2 separate regions of the Mus musculus genome follow, and region 2 is linked to region 1. The links are chromatin contacts, found by Hi-C or POLR2A ChIA-PET in ENCODE. All regions are on one chromosome and are shown on one strand. Each heading gives the region's core, a stretch centred on a gene start or an enhancer-like site at or near the end of the contact. The rest is flanking DNA. Distances are from core to core; before and after follow the strand shown.

Region 1 (3,850 bases), core at 1,032-3,531:
GATAGAGAATGATAGCTGGACCTCAGTGAATTGAAATGCTGTGACCCTTTAATATGGTTCCTCCTGTCATGGTGATCCCCAGCCGTAAAATTATTTTTTGTTGCTACTTTGTAGCTATAAATTTTCTACTCTTATGAATTGTAATGTAAATATTTTTGGAGATAGAGGTTTGCCAAAAAAAGTCATGACCCACACAGGTTGAGAACCACTGCCTTAATTAACGAATTTAATTTTTCACCCATTTTTCAACAACGGGGGGGGGGGAAACAATTTTTTTCTTCCTTCCTGAATTTCTTATGTTAGATTTCTTCTGTTCATCTGTTCAACATGAAACCTGGGGTAAATCACACAGACCCACTGCCCTTAGCTTGAAACCTTGTCATCAATGCTTTTTGTCCCCACACCACACATCCCCCAAGTCTTTTCATCCCAAACTCTTAAACAATAAACTTAGAGACTGCAAATAGTCTCCTAACTGATCCTCAGTTTCATCTTTGCCAAGCCTTGGCTCTTCCGAGAGAATGACCTTTCTTGCAAAAGTGGATGGAGTGTGTCATTTCCCTGTAATAAACTTACCAATGGCGTGCTATTGTGGTGTTTGGTCCCTGGCCTCCCACACATCTTCATTATTTGGCTAGTCTCTGCAATCAATACTGAGCCCCTAGGGATTCCTGGCTCCAAAACTGTCATGAACCTTGTTGTATTTCCTCTGTGTAATAGCTAGCCCTGCTTGTCAACCTGACCGAATCTGGAATGAACTACAATCCAGAAATGCAGGGCACACCTGTGATCCAGATCTTGAGGTTGGAACACAGGTTTCTAACCTGGATCTTGACATGGAGATCTTGAGGAATAGTGACCAGGAAAAGCTTAAACCCAGGTAAGGTAGTTACATGCATTTAATCCCAGGAGATGGAGGCAAGCAGATCTCAGTGTAAGGTCAGCCTGCAACAAAGCAAGTTCCAGATCCAGACCTGGTGGCACACACCTTTAATCTGGGACACACCTTCTGCTAGAGGCCTTCATAAGGACGTTGGAAGAAGAGCGATTCACTCTTCTTTGCTTGCTTGCACTTACTTGCCAGCACATCTGTTGGAACCTACTACTTCAGGATTCCAGCTTAGGCAGAAGACCAGCTGAAACAACGAGCCTCGTGGGACTGAGAGAACTACTAGATTCTTGAACTTCTCATTCACAGCTGCCCACTATTGGGTTAGTTAGAATACAGACTGTAAGTAATTACAGTAAATCACCTTAATTTATAGAGACATTCCATAAGTTGTGTGACTCTAGAGAACCCAGACTGATACAAGAAATGTCATGGTTCTTGTATTTCCTCTGCTTCAGAAATCTCTGTGCTATTCGGCCCTTCAAACATGAACACAGACACCCCCCTTTCCTCCCTCCTCTTTGGTACCTGTCACCTCTAAGTTAAATGCCCCTCTGCCATGCCCATAGCACCCCACTTCAATAACAGCATTCATCATGGTTGGTTTTAATTGTTACTTTGGCTGGCTAATTATTCTAGACAATGAATTTATGGTTCAATCATTCTAACTTGTAGCTTTTCCTTTGTATATGGCCCTACTTAAGGCACAAACAAGACAAAGTAGGTGCTGGGGTGTTTGGTTTCTTTGTCTGTTTGTTTTTGAGACAGGGTCTCTGTATAGACTATGTTGTCTTCAGAAAATCTCCCTACTTCACCCTCCCAAGTGCTGGGATTCAAATGTGAGCCTCCATTCTAAGTTCAAAAAAATTGCATGGTTAGTTGAGCGTGGTGGCATGTGCCTTTAATCTCAGCGCTCGGGAGGCAGAGGCAGGTGGATCTCTGTGAGTTCAAAGCCATCATGGTCTACAGAGTGATTTCAAGGCCAGCCAAAGCTACACAGAGGAACCCTGTCTTGAAAATCAAAAGAAAAAAATTGAGGCTCAAAGAGCATTTGCCTAGTATGTGCACGATCCTGGGTTCCATTCATAGCATAGCATAGCCAAGAAAAGAAAAAGAAAACTTGTCGCATAGATGATAGAACGAAACGTCACTGGTCACTGTCTTTTAGAGAGAGAACATTTTAGTGTCAGAGCCTGGAACATCGGCTTAATAACCAGACACAAGTTCTGGTGGGTATTTCCCCGCCGGCCTCTGGGGGCGCTGTGCGATCCGCGCTCACTTTACGCCGCCGGAAGTTGTCTTGAAGGCTGGCCGTTGCGGGGCGGGACCTCTGGGTCAGTCCTTCCACCCAGAGGAAGAGGGCCGTCTTTACGGTCGAGCTGCCCCTCCCATGGTCCGGCCCACTCCGGGGGGCACCTCAGCGGGAGTGCTGCGGGGACCCGGGAGGTATGGAGCTGGGAGGCAGGGCTCAGCGCGGCCTCTGTCTCGGATTCACTTTGGTTGTCCTGTGATTGCCTCTGAGATTCTGAGGGGTGCCCTTCAGGGGTACTCTGTGGCGGCGGCCTCTGGCAGCCTCTCGAGTGTCGCTTACTAAAAGGCTCACACCACGGGGTGGAGATGAGCGACAGGAAACTCTCCTGGAGAGGTTTCTGCTTGGGACCCCTTTGAGGCTTACCTCTGGATCTCTGCTTTCTGGGGGGAGGAGGAAGGGGCGATTACTGGCGCTCCCCGGGTGCCTGTGTCAGGAAGTTTCCCTTTAGAAGGACCTCTCTCTGCAGTCTCAAGAGAGTTTATAAATCTGAGCTTTCTCTGTGCCTGTCAGTTCAAGGGATGTAAAAGCCATCTTTCGGAAGCACTTTTCTCTTTATTCTGTTTCTTGTCAGATCTTTATTTTACCGGTGGATTCAACTGGGAATGGTTAAATGGAATTTATTGCCATCCAAATTAGTCATTCAAGAAAGCAAGTTATGCCGGGCAGTGGTGGTTGCACGCCTTTAATCCCAGTACTTAGGAGGCAGAGACAGTCAGATTTCTGAGTTCGAGGCCAGCCTGGTCTACAAAGTGAGTTCCAGGACAGCCAGGGCTATACAGAGAAACCCCGCCCCCCCCCCCCCGAAAGAAAGAAAGAAAGTTTTTCTCCATATTTGCACACTCTCCCTGAGGAAAAGATGTCAAGAAGAATCTAAAATCCCTGCTTCTTTCTTCACGGAAGTCATGGTTAAAAGGAGAAAACAGCCTGGTGTGCATATGCCTCAACTATTTCATCAGCTGGGAGCCAGCTTGGGGTACATGAGACCCTGTCTCAAAACAACCCCCTCCCCCCAAAATCAAACAAAAAGAACAGGAGTATTTGTGGAACTTCCTTCAGTATTTGGTGCCCTATCTTGTGCACAGGAACAAACCCGGCCAGCTGTTTTTGTCACCCCACTCTCTAAGCCCCTCCCTTTGTGGTGCCATTAACCCCACCCTGGCTGTGTGCCAAATCCTGGCCACTCATGGGATAAGGAGGTTAATTACAGCTCACTGCTCAGTAGTTCGGTAAACATCAGGGTGGTGCTAACTCCCTGATGCTCCCTGGCCTGCTGTTTGGATTCTGTCTTCCCTCACCACACGGCTTCTGTCCTTTTAGGTTGAAAGCTAAGCATGGGGAAGAGCTGCAAGGTGGTCGTGTGCGGCCAGGCATCTGTGGGCAAAACTTCAATCCTTGAGCAGCTTCTGTACGGGAACCATGTCGTGGGTGAGTGTTGCTGGGCCCGGGAGACTGGCAGAAGACCTTGAGTGAAGGATCTGGTCACATCCTGAATCCAAAAGCTAAAAAGGACACCAGCTGCTTTCACACCCTCCCAATTAGGGCTGGAGGCAGGGCTGACTGTCAGAGCCCTGGTCTAACATGTACTAGTCCTTGGGTTTGAACCCCACAATGGAGGGGGAAAATAAAACATTGTACCACCCAAGTTCTAT
Region 2 (4,027 bases), core at 1,411-3,910, 90 kb after region 1:
TTAGTCCCCTCTCTATCAGACTGGTCTAGAATGAGCCAATCTTGTCACCTCTTGTTCCCACATGCTTGTTCCCAGATTCAAATGGGAAGAAGATGTGGAACAACAGAGGCACAGAGATAGGTAATGGCTTCACTTCAAAAGTAAACTCTAAGCCAGGCGTGGTGGCGCATGCCTTTAATCCCAGCACTTGGGAGGCAGAGGCAGGCGGATTTCTGAGTTCAAGGCCAGCCTGGTCTACAAAGTGAGTTCCCGGACAGCCAAGGCTACACAGAGAAACCCTGTCTGGAAAAAACAAATAAACAAACAAAAAAAGTAAACTCTAGACTTCTCAGAGCACTGTGGTAGGAGGGGCTCTGGGGTGATATCCACACACCCAGAGGAAACTAATTAGTAACTATCTATCAGGGGGCTGAAAGAGGGTAGCGTTAGCTTGGGCCATGTACCTGCCATCCCCAGACTAGCACATACTAGCAAGTAGCTTCTGGGCCATGGGCAAATCTGCCAGGTAGACACCCAGATCCCAGAAGGCCCATGGAGGGAGAGGAGGGACCAATCCAGGAAGCCTTCCTGGAAAAAAGGGGACAACAGCAAGGACATGAATTTGGGGTAAAATCCCAGGAGGCCAGACTGAGCCTTACTTGGGGAAGTGAGTGAGGATGAGGGTCCTCTTCTCAGGCACCAGTTTGTCCTTTTCCACCCGAAATTTTTCCAGTAGCTGCCGGCGGGTGACAGTGAAAATGGACCGTAGAAGGCTTCGGCCAAACACGTGGGTGGTCTCGTAGCGGGGGAGGCTGTCGCAGCTCTGGGGCACGTGGCAGTAACAGAGCCATCTGGGGGAGGTGGAGCGGCAGGTGAGGGTGGAGACCGCCAGACTGGCTGTTCAAGCCTCCCCTGTAAGGCCCTGTCTGGGCTTACCTGGTATAATTGACTTTGTAGGTAGCGACATCCTCAGACTGGGACCGCTGCCGGAATTGAGCAGGGGTCTCCAGCTTCCAGTAGTTAAGGCAGAGCAGGAACATCTTTGAGAGCTCAAACATTGTCTGGCGCTCTCGGGGGGCCAGGTGGCTAAATTTGTACTGCACAAAGTTCAGTACACCCTGAGGAGTAAGGAGGGGACAAAATCAGGAGGAGGTGTGGACAGCCAACAGAGGCATGTCAAATAGGAGGGATTCTGTGAAGAGAACCTCTGACCCTTCCAACTTCCACACCCACTCTGAGGTCAGCAAACACCATGTCCCTTCCTTGAACCTCTCCCCTGTTCTCAGCTTGAGGAAATAAACCAGACTCTCCACCCTCTTAAGTCGCCTTTAATCTTGCTACATGCCCGCCCTACCTGTTCAATGTTAGGCTTCTCAAATGGGGGGCTGCCTAGAGACCCCTCCACCACTGGCCGTGTCATCTGCAGAATGCACTTCCGCAAGAGCTGTAAGGAAGAGGGATGGGCAGAAACAGGAGTAGCAGAGCTCAGAGAGCAGGATCCCCAACACACACCAAAGCTTCACCATCTTTACTCCATGAGAACTCACCTTGAAGAGGTAGAAATAGACTTGTTTGGTGTCTGTGTCCTCTTCCTTGTGAACAGACATGAACAGATTTTCTACATCTACTACCATTCCCAAGAGCCGGTTAATCTCGTCCTCTGACACATTCTCCAGGTGGGACACATGGTCCGCTGCAAGATGGTTACATTAGGGCTGGGAAGAACAGAAGAGCTCCACGGGGCTTGATTCCTGTACCTCCTCTAACTAGCCAGTGACACACCCTTGATTCTCCAATTCTTGACAGACAGGGAGACCCAGTGTTCTCAGTTCTCCCATCAGCCCTTGGTAGCTACCTGCTACCAAGGCAGATCTCCTTTTTTCCTTCCATGGGACATTCACATTTATTCCCTACCCAATATTTCCTTAGAAGGTCTCCAAGAAGCTCTGTGGTACTTATGTCACCCTGTTCAAACAGGACCTGGCTCCTGCCCTCCGCCCCAGCTCCAAAGGTGGTGCCTGCCTTACCCAAAGGGTGCTCACAGCTACGGCACAACTCGCTCAGGTTGGCAGCTGGCTGCTGGAGGTCCATGCGGGGTGCGGTGGGGGGCTTGGGGTTTTTCCAGCCATTACACTTGCAGGTTTCATTGGCCTGGAGGGGGAAGGTTCAGTTCCCTGATGCTGTCTGCATCCCAAGCGCAAGAGCGGCTCTATGGCTAGAGCTTCGCCCCCCATTCCTACCCCAGACCTTGGATGCCCCAAGCCCCGCCCCTTTTGCTCTAGGCCCCGCCCCCACCTTGCAAGCTGAGAAGACCCCTAGTTTCTCAAGCTTCTTGGCACGCGGCAGACCCCGGACTTGCGCCTTCCTCTGGCTAGCGCGCTGCTGCTGGCTCAGGCCAGGTCGAGCCGGATCCCCCCCACTTCCTACCCCGGCGCCCCCACTCCCTGTGCTCCCAGCTGGGGCTGCAGCTGGGGCAGGGGCTGGTGCCGGAGTCGGAGCCGGAGTGGAGGCTGAAGCCGGACTGGGCGCAGGAGTCGAAGTTGGGGCAGGGGCTGGGGAGTGAAGGGGCCGGGGCTGCGCTGCCGGGACCGGGTTTGGGGCCTGGGAAGGTTCCGCCATGGCCTCCCCCGCAGCGGAGCGGCGCCGCGCTCCCAGCCCTAGGGCCGCATGGGCAACCGGCGCACAGTGCGCAGGCGTCACGGCCCCGGCGCACGATGGGAGTCGTAGTCTTCCTTTGCCGCTTCCCATCCTTTGGCCTTCCATACTTTTTTTTTTCTTGGTTCCAGACAACCAAATGTCGCTTGGTTGAGCATCCTAGATTTGACCATTACTTCATTCTAATCTTTTTTAAGCCATCCGAGATAGTGACAATTACTATCCTCTTGGGAACAAGAGGCACCCCAGAACACTGGCCGTCTGGAGGATTTGTGGATGCTGCCCTTTTAAAGTCCATAGGTGGAAGAACAGGCCTGGGCCTGAGGTTGGCTCCCACATTGCAAAAGCCTGCCCTATTGTGGCTGCCGGCTAAGGCTTGCAGCTACAATAGAGATAAAATGTAACATTAATTCTACTATTTGTACTGTGGTGTTCACACTTATGAATTAACTTTGACAATCAGTTTTTGGGTTTTGTTTTGTTTTGTTTTATTTTGTTTTTTGAGACAGGGTTTCTCTGTGAAGCCCTGGCTGTCCTGGAACTCATTCTGTAGACCAGGCTGACCTCGAACTCAGAAATCCGCCTGGCTCTGCTTCCCAAGTGCTGGGATTAAAGGCATGCGCCATCACTGCCCAGTGACAATCAGCTTTTTCTATACTTGGGTTGCTGTTAAACAGAAACGGTTTTATTTTCAAAAGAACAAAGAGACATAGTTGTGGGCCATGCTGCTGTTGAATGTGTGTGTTCATGCACGGGCATTCGTGTGTGTGTGTGTGTGTGTGTGTTGGGAGTGGGCAGGAAAGGGGGGGGGGAGTGTGTTTGTGTGTGCTGAGAACTAAAGAACCAGAGAGACCAACACTGAAGATGCGGAGGGTAGGGGGTGGTCCCCTCTTCTGGCTCGCCTAGGCAGCTTTGAAGATGGAGAGGATTCCTGACCTCATACCCTTCCATCCTACCTCCATCTTTTTCCCTGCCCACTCCTTAATGGGGGGGTGGGGGTGGAGGAAAGCCAGAGAAATAGACAGTTTCTTCCCATTGTAGAGGTAGACTGTGAAAGGTCAGGGATAGTTCTTCCTGGAAGATCAGAAAGGCCCCCTCTTTTGGCTCAGTCCAGAGAACAATTTTCCTTGCCCCAGGCCCGATTCTTAAAAGGGCAGGGTAGGGCAGGGCCGGCAGGGCAGGGCAGGGCAGAGCAAGCCAGACCTTTTCAACCCCGTTGCTCAATCCCATCAGCTCCCAGGATGGAGCTGTAACCCCGCACATTCAGGTGATCCAGTTCCTTCATAGCCTCCTTCCTGCCCTCTGATGTGAGAGAAGGGCCCAGGGAGAAGCAGAAGCCGGTTCTGGACAAAAGCTGCAGCGCTTGCAAGGAAGATAAGACAGCGACTTGAGT

Evidence for each region. Hi-C counts contacts between places; a loop is a spot of excess contacts on that map. ChIA-PET counts read pairs that join two places held with the same protein, here RNA polymerase II (POLR2A).
Region 2: POLR2A ChIA-PET joins it to region 1 with 29 read pairs in embryonic stem cell. The contact joins the promoter of Kat2a here to the promoter of Nkiras2 in region 1. A Hi-C loop is called at or near these places in 11 of 37 maps with a recorded cell type or tissue (gastrocnemius, heart and left cerebral cortex). POLR2A ChIA-PET finds 5 or more read pairs at or near these places in 4 of 5 experiments (Patski and embryonic stem cell).

What each region holds. Positions count from the first base shown.
Region 1 is chr11:100,620,674-100,624,523 of GRCm38, forward strand. It overlaps Nkiras2 (NFKB inhibitor interacting Ras-like protein 2), which reads left to right and starts at 2,282. Exons shown (of 4, transcript NM_028024.2): 1 at 2,282-2,335; 2 at 3,519-3,626. The coding sequence starts at 3,533.
Region 2 is chr11:100,709,807-100,713,833 of GRCm38, forward strand. It overlaps Kat2a (K(lysine) acetyltransferase 2A), which reads right to left and starts at 2,661. Exons shown (of 18, transcript NM_001038010.2): 1 at 2,275-2,661; 2 at 2,007-2,130; 3 at 1,527-1,672; 4 at 1,334-1,423; 5 at 916-1,097; 6 at 639-830. The coding sequence starts at 2,598.